Linked DNA regions of Mus musculus: region 2 is linked to region 1. Evidence: chromatin loops called from intact Hi-C (ENCODE). Cell type or tissue: left cerebral cortex. All regions are shown on one strand. Region 1 holds the start of Dact1 (dishevelled-binding antagonist of beta-catenin 1). Region 2 has its middle 7.8 kb from the start of 1700083H02Rik.

Region 1 (4,000 bases):
GGCGCGGAGCCGGGGCGGGGCCGGGGCGGGGCGCAGGCGGCCCCGGCGCCTGACAGGAGCTGATCGCCGCGAGCCGGCGGAGGCGGCGGCGGGCGGGCGGGCGAGCAGGCGGGGTGTCGGGGCCGGGAGTGACGTAGCGTGGCCGGGGCGTTATCAGCTGCGGGGCGGCAGACGGGAGCAGCGCGGGATGCGAGTGCGGGCGGCATGAGCTCGCGGCCGGGGCCCTAGCGTGTGCTGCTGCTCCCGGGCTGGCGGGGCCTCGGGGGGTCATGAAGCCGGACGCAGCGCGCGAGCCGGAGCCGCTGAGCCCCGGCCGGGGCGCGGAGGCCGAGGGGCGCTGGCGCGAGAGGGGCGAGGCGGACACGGAGCGGCAGCGTACCCGCGAGCGCCAGGAGGCCACGCTGGCGGGGCTGGCGGAGCTGGGGTACCTGCGGCAACGCCAAGAGCTGCTGGTGCGCGGTGCGCTGCGCTGCTCCGGGACCGTGGGGACCGTCGCGCCGCGCTCCGGGGAGCTGCGGGGAGACGCGGCGCAGCGCAGCCGCCTGGAGGAGAAGTTCCTGGAAGAGAACATCTTGCTGCTGCGAAGGCAGTTGGTAGGTGGTGGCCGGTGGCCTGTCTGGAGGGTGGGCTGATGGCCTCTGGCTGTGGGATCCCTGGCCGCGACGTGACCCCCACCTCGATTTTCCCTGAGCCCGTGGTGTCTCGGATGCCCGCTGCCCATGACTTCCACGCGTTGCTGGCGGATGCCTGCTTTGTGTCACCTGAGGAGCTGGCGGATTGCGGGGAGGGGTGGCTGCTCATCTATCCTGCATTTGGAATTCTTGGAGTCCCTTGGTTCCAGCCTTAAAGTTAGGCTACTGCATGCCCCCTTCCTCCGAGGTTTGCAACCCCCACTTAAAATGCCATTTCACCTTATGGTCTCCCTGGTTATCCCTCCCCGGGAAGGAGGGGGGGGGGTGCGCACAAAAGCGAGGAAGAGGCTTGTTGCTTGCCTAACTGTCCAACATTGAGTTTTACGGTTACGGCGAAGCTCCTGCTGGGAGCCGTGCCCTACCCGGTGCTTTCTCTCCTGCAAGTCTCTTTTGCCTGGGCTGGTGCTTAGTTTTAAATAGAAGTCCTTTGTATAAGGCAGCTAAAACTAGATGCAAATACTGGCAATTTGGCCGGAGACCCTGCCCCCTCCTCTTTTATCCGGTCCGCCAGCTGTGCTTGGTGGTGGAGGTGGGAGAAGAGAGAACCTGCTCGCTGGGAGTATTTATCTTATTGGATTTCTGTCACTGTCTCAGTCGTTCTGTGCAGTCTTCATTAGCAAGGAAGAAAAAGAACTTTGGACCTTCATGTGTTGAGAACAGCTTTTGATGCTGCCTCAAAATAATGGCGGCAGCTTTGTTTCAGTGACCTCAAAATGTAGTTTTGGAAACAGCAAAAAGATTATTATCCCAGCGTGTTGTATTAGACTACTTAAGCTATATAATGGCCCCCTGAAAGTGATGTTGTGGGTTGTCACGTGTTTTCTTGTATTACGGTTTTCTAGATTTTTTGTGTAGTTACAGAGCATCAAAGTGCTTTTATTTAATTCATTTTTTTCTGATGAAATTCAATTTTTGGCACACAAGCATATGGCTTACGTCTCTAAGCTTTCAGAAGTCATAGGTCGTGAGCAAGGACCACGTATCTATTTTGTAAGGATGTGTGCTGTGGTTTGTGCAATAGCTCTGTTTTGGCATTTTTACTGTTTCTTTGGTAGAAGAACAGAATTGTATGTACGTGAATTTGAGCCAGTTCTTTCTGGTTGTGACTGGTCGTTTACATTTCGGTATTGTCTTGTACAATAGCACCTTTTTTTTTTTTTTTTTGTCTTCCTGAATCTCAAGATCGAGAGAGCAGCGCATTCCTATTGTCCGCTTCAGGGGAGCAAGGCAGTGTGTCAGGAGAATTCCACTCCAGTCAATGTTTATGGTACTATTTTCATTTGTAGACTTGGCATTCTTGATTTAAACCAGATGCCTTTCGAGTTCTTTTGCTTTTCCAGCAGTGGGGAGCACTAGATGGCAGTGTGAGTTAGCACAACCAGTCTGTCACCTTGGGAAACCCAAGCTGAGTTCAAATCTTGACGGGCTTTCCCTGGAGGGTTTTGGATTCTGCCAGCTCACATTATACTTGGCGCTGGCTATTAGTATTAATTTCTCGCTTTCAAAGGCCTTAAGACTGATTAAGCCCCACTAAGCAACTAATAGAAAACAAAATTCTGTAGGCCATGACATTTGGCCAGAAAACCTCACCTAAGAAAGATTCGAGTGTAATGTAGAAAATCTGTTGCTTTGACTTCAAGAGCCCACTGTGAAGGACTTTCTTTAAACTGGCTGCACACCAGATGATTCGAAGTCTATGCAAATTCCTTGCCCAGACCTATAAAAAGTCAGTTTGTATAGATTAGTGAAAGCTAAAAACAAATCTTTTCCATCCTTGCAGTACCAGGTATCGAACACAGGCACAATAGCCAAGATCTCTACCAAGGAACTACAACTCAGCCACATATATATCCAAAATTTATTGTGTGTTTGGTGTATGCAAATGAGTGCATCGGTGTGGCACATCGTTCTTGTGGAGGTCTGAGGACCAATTCCAGGAGCTGTTTCTCTCCTTCTGTCCTGGGTTCAGGGGACTGAATTCAGATGACCAGGCCTGGACAGCAAGCATCTTTACCCATGAGCCATGCTATAGCCCTGTTATTATTTTTAATGAACAAAGTTTATATTACCAAAAAAAATTTGAGAAAGATCTAAAGATAGAGGCCATGCCTCACCTTCTGATTATGCAGTAGCATTTTGATCTAAAAGGGCTTGGGGACACTCAGAGGAGTGGCTTCCATGGGGGACTTTCAGGTTTTATCACTATGTGCTTGCTTATTTATTTAATTTAATTTAATATAATTTAATTTAATTTTATTTTCATGCTTCTCTCTAATCAGAATTGTTTGAGGAGAAGAGATGCCGGTTTGTTGAATCAGTTGCAAGAACTTGACAAGCAGATAAGTGACCTGAGACTGGATGTGGAGAAGACATCTGAAGAGCACCTGGAGACAGACAGCCGGCCTAGCTCAGGTGAGGGAGCCAGCGAGTGGATCTAGCGTTTGTTTCCAGTGTGAAAACAACTGAACAGTAGCCTGCCATTCATTTGCTTGGAGGGGGAAGTAAACTCAACCCTATAAGATTTTCAATAATGGGGTTGAGCTGCCCAGTGATCCTTGAGTTTTAAAACTACAGACTTCCATTGAGATTTCTGAAAGCACAAACAGACCTCCTTTGAAACCTGAGAAATCAGATCTGGTCTAGAAAATTAGTCACACTTCAGCTTCCTGAGATGGCTGCAGTTTCCCCTTCTTTTAAGCCATTTGGCTCCTTAAGTTTCTTTTTTCTTATACTTACTATTTACTTGAGTGGTTTTTGTTTTTGTAGCCCAGGCTGGCCTTGAGTCCACTCCCGTCCTCCTGCTTCAGCCTTCTGAGTGCTGGGATTATAGGCATGAGCCACCATACCCAGCCATACCCAGAGAAATTAGTTATTTCTTCTGAAACATTCCTGGTAAAGTTGAGGGTCTGGCAGATGTGGGTTCCTTTTTTTTTCACACCTTTAAAGATGGGACAGAAAGTAGGATGAAAGGAACTTTGAACTGTCTCTAGCATTACATGATTTTTACCTTCTCTAAGAAATATTTGAAATAAAACCATATACTTAATTTTGTTTAAAAATCTACCATTTGTGTGATACACCCCCCTCCTGCACACACAAATAACTGGAAACAAAAATGAGCTTTCCTCTTCTTTGATGTGTCAGCCTCTGGTCATTTTATTATTATTATTTTTTAAAAGATTTATTTATCATATGTATTGGATTCCATTACAGATGGTTGTGAGCCGCCATGTGGTTGCTGGGATTTGAACTCAGGACCTCTGGAAGAGCAGTCAGTGCTCTTAAGTGCTGAGCCATCTTTCCAGCCT
Region 2 (4,000 bases), 65 kb after region 1:
CCTTACCTACCTATCTAGCTGTCATTTATCCCTGGTTACGACTTTTAGTGTCATTCTGGGAATGGAGGGCATACTTCTTAAGGGGTCAAGGTGTGGATTTGAGTCTACCTGGTGTAATATTTTGTAATCTTATTTGGTTGAGGGAAGCTATGACACTTAAGGGATGTAGTTTGTAGATCTATGGATCTGTTGTCTATGGTTTGAGGCTTAATAATGTCTGATGCTTAGAAGTCATAAGAAAGGAACAGAGCCATGCAAAACTGCAATGAAGTCTCAACTTCCTCTCTACCTCCCTTAGCTCTGGCCAGCACTGTCAGTAACTCAAGGTCTTCCATGACCCTGATGCTCTGTTCACTGTTCCCGTCCTTATGGCCTGAGGTCTTTGACCAATGGCGTCTCAATGTACAGTTTGTCTAGAACACTCTGTTCCCCATTGACTCTATTGAGACGTTATCTCCCTTTCCCGGGATGTGATTACAATGGCAGCCACTCAGCTCTTTTCCAGACATAACCTAAAACCTCCATGGCCAGAGCTGATTGGCTTAGAGATATTATTGACCAAGTTTGGGCCAATCAGAGTCCTTCCTTTGGAACTTTGCAGATTGGAACCTGAAGAGGAGAACCAAGCCGTTCCTTGGAAGTTCCAGTGGCTATGCCGTGGGAGGACCTGACCGGCAGCGAGGGATGCTGCTCTGTAGGAGAACCCTTGTTGGAGGCTGAACTATGACCGCTTATTTCAAGGGCTCTTGCTATTCAGTTTGGTCCCTACCTTTTTTTTTTTCCTGGACTAATCAATCTCTCCTTCAATTATGCTGGTGTAAATTGCATTTCTGTTCCTAGCAGCCCCAGTAACAGAACTGATGAGGCCTGTCTAATGCTCCCTGCCCCCAAGGTCCTCCTTTCAGTATATGAATGATAACTCCTTTCCTCCTCATCTTTTTTTGTGACCCCTAAACATCGACAGTCTAATTTGATTAAATGGCTAGTTACTCATTCTTTTGAGGGCACGTAAGCGAGCTGTTTCCAGACCCTGGCAACTCCTCCCTGCTTTGTGTTTGTGTTTGTAGTTTGTTGTTTGTTTTTAATCATCAGTAGCTCTAGGGTAGAAACATTTTAGGTATGGTGGGAGATTATTAAGGGATGGGCAAAATGCCCCAAATCACATAGATTAACGGGTTTCTACCATGCATTGAGAATTCTCTCAGAGGAGTGACTCTGGGTGAGGTTTTGCTAACCTATATATACTTCTGTACTTTCTTATTTGTTTATTTGTTTTGATTCTGGGCATGGGGTATTGCTAGGTTGCTCATGTTAGCCCTTATCCTCAAATCCAAGACTCTACTGGCTTGGATATCCCAGAGGCTGATATTACACTATCATACCTAATTTCCAATACCATTTTGGGTTAAACGTTAAGAAATTTTATCAATGGGGGCAGGAGGGGGAGTGTCTTCTTCTTTCTTCTTCTTCTTCTTCTTCTTCTTCTTCTTCTTCTTCTTCTTCTTCTTCTTCTTCTTCTTCTTCTTCTTCTTCTTTCTTCATTTTTTGAGACAGGGTTTCTCTGTATAGCCCTAGCTGTCCTGGAACTCACTTTGTAGACCAGGCTGGCTTCGAACTCAGAAATCCACCTGCCTCTGCCTCCCAAGTGCTGGGATTAAAGGCGTGTGCCATCATGCCTGGCTGAGCTTGCACCTTCTTAATCTCCAAGCAATGGGCATTCTATTCTTCCAGAAGACAGAGGAGTCCAAAGTATAAAAAGGTTTTACAGTTTCCTGCCCAGCTGGAAAGAGGTTTTAGCTAAGAGTGACTGCCTCCAGTAACCTCTCCTAACCGGTTGCAGCCTGGGTTAGTTCTAACTGGACTTTGGGCATGGCGGTCCGAGCCTCTCAGACTAGAGGTAGTTTCTCATGTGTACCCTTTTGCTTGGACAGCTGTTGCTGTGAGCAGTCTGATAGCCCTCTGGGCTCTCTTGGTTGGAATGATTTGAGAGAGATCTGAACAGCAGCCTAGGAATCATTCTTGAGAATTCCAGCATCTGGTCTTCTCTGGGAAGCACAGCTCCTAATTTAAACGCTGGAGTGGGCAATCTGAATCATTTATCTCTTGAAGGCGGTGTAACTGTCTTAAAACTTCATTTTCTTCCCTTGTTTTCTGTGCCATCAAGTATTGATTGGATGAGCGATTTTCTTGCGTTTTTCACTGACTAGCTTGTAAAGCACAAAGAGACAGCTGATTCATCTAGAAAACAGCTCGGAGCTCCTTACACACTGTGGATTCAGCATAAAGCAGTTTAATCCTGTCATCCCCCAGACACAGTCAACCTTTCAGTTCTTCCCTGAAGAGAGAGCGGGAGCAATGTGACTGTGTTCAGCCGTTTCAGAACCACGAGGAGGAAGGATGCTACAAGTCCCGGAATACACAAAGTCTTTGCCAGCCAATATGTTTGATAGTTGATAAATGTGTTTGTAAAAGAAATCCACACTTGGGCAGACACTCATTATCAACAGCTGCAAAGCTTAGAGAGGATATCCTGCAGGGCGATCATTCACAAACACAGAAACACATAAATAAATACCAAGGAGGTTTCGGATGGACTTCATTGCGGGAAAACTCACTTTTTAGAGAAAGGGTGTCACCGTGAGTTTCAGTAGTTAAGACTGACCTTGGCTGTGTCATTTACTGCCTTGACTGGTTGACGAGGCTTCCTCTTTCACATCCCTCTTTTTTCTGAAAAAAAGCTGAGGTGGTGGGGCGGAATTGTTTGTTTTGTGTTGTGATGGAGCACCATGCGGATCCCAACTGCTCAGGCAGCTGCATCATAAATAACCCACATGGAACAGATGCAGCCTGGGGGTGGGGGTGGGGTCACTGGGAGTCTCCGGATGAGCTTGTAAATGGAGTCTTTTCATCATCGCAGATTCGCCATAAATACTGAACGATAACTAAAGTTGCTAATACATACTTTTCTTACCAACTTGAGGTGGAAATTCAGATTCAGTGCTAATATAACGACCTGTCTTCTTGTATCCCTTCAAAATTCTTTGATAGTTACCCCTTTTATTATTATTACTTACTTCCAGAATTAGCATTCCATCCTGTGTTATCAGTCTTCTAAGGTAGAAACTGAAGAAGAAACATCTCTATCTCTTGCATCCTGAATCAGGCCCACTAATTCTATTTTTCCCTGAGCCCAACTCTGCCTTTTTAATCCCCATGATTAATGTCTGCAATTCAGATTCCTCAAGACCCTTTTCAATGAGATGTCACTCTATTCTCAATGACCCTGACTCCCTCATCTGACACACCTTCCATGCAGATCAACATTGACTTAGTGTAACTGCTTCAAGGTTCTCTATCTCTACATGAAGGACAAGATTTTACATTCCTCTGTTTAGCATACAAAGTCCAGTGATCAGCTGGTTTTTTGGATATGCGTGTGTGAGTGTATATGTGTGTGATGTATACATGTGCATGCGTGTATGTGAAGGGTCAAAGGTAGGTGCTTTCTTAGTTAGGGTTACTCTTGCTGTGGCGAAACACCATGACTGAAGCCACTTGAGGAGGAAAGGGTTTATTTGGCTTACATTCCCACATCACCTTCATCATCAACAATGGAAGTTGGGACAGGAACTCAAGCAGGGTAGGAGCTTGAGGCAGAAGCTAATGTAAAGCCCACAGAGGACTGCTACTTACTGGCTTGCTCCCCATGGCTTGCTTAGCTTGGTTTCTTATAGCACTTAGGACCACCAGCCCAGGGATGGCTCCACCCTCAATGGGCTTGGCTCTCCCAGATCGATCACTAATTAAGAAAATGCCCTACAGGCTTGCTTACACCCTGTCTTTATGGAGACATTTTTCAATTGAGGTTCCCCCTCTTCTTAATTTGATTCTAGCTTGTGTCAAATTGACATAAGACTAATCTTCCTTTGTTACTATCTGTCTGGATTTTTGAGATTAGGTCTCTTAGGGAACCGGAAGCTTGCCATGTCAGTAATTCTGG

The links. Peaks named below come from ENCODE experiments on the same cell type or tissue, not always from the same donor. Only the 100,000 strongest peaks of a DNase experiment are listed, where the experiment ranks them.
Region 2: a loop joins it to region 1, with 3.0 times the contacts of the local background. A loop is called at or near these places in 1 of 42 quality-filtered maps.

The regions. Positions count from the first base shown.
Region 1 is chr12:71,309,715-71,313,714 of GRCm38, forward strand. It overlaps Dact1 (dishevelled-binding antagonist of beta-catenin 1), which reads left to right and starts at 170. Exons shown (of 4, transcript NM_021532.4): 1 at 170-593; 2 at 2,972-3,104. The coding sequence starts at 270. It also overlaps a transcript of 2700049A03Rik not described here. In left cerebral cortex, a CTCF peak has its summit at 2,043 (motif pointing right); DNase peaks (open chromatin) are centred at 50, 547, 773, 1,000 and 1 more place; H3K4me3 peaks cover 2,018 bases; H3K27ac peaks cover 1,136 bases.
Region 2 is chr12:71,374,367-71,378,366 of GRCm38, forward strand. No RefSeq gene overlaps it. Among named protein-coding and RNA genes, the nearest start is that of 1700083H02Rik, 7.8 kb to the right of the region's middle. In left cerebral cortex, no CTCF peak of the experiment used is centred here; DNase peaks (open chromatin) are centred at 2,211 and 2,690; H3K4me3 peaks cover 341 bases; H3K27ac peaks cover 694 bases.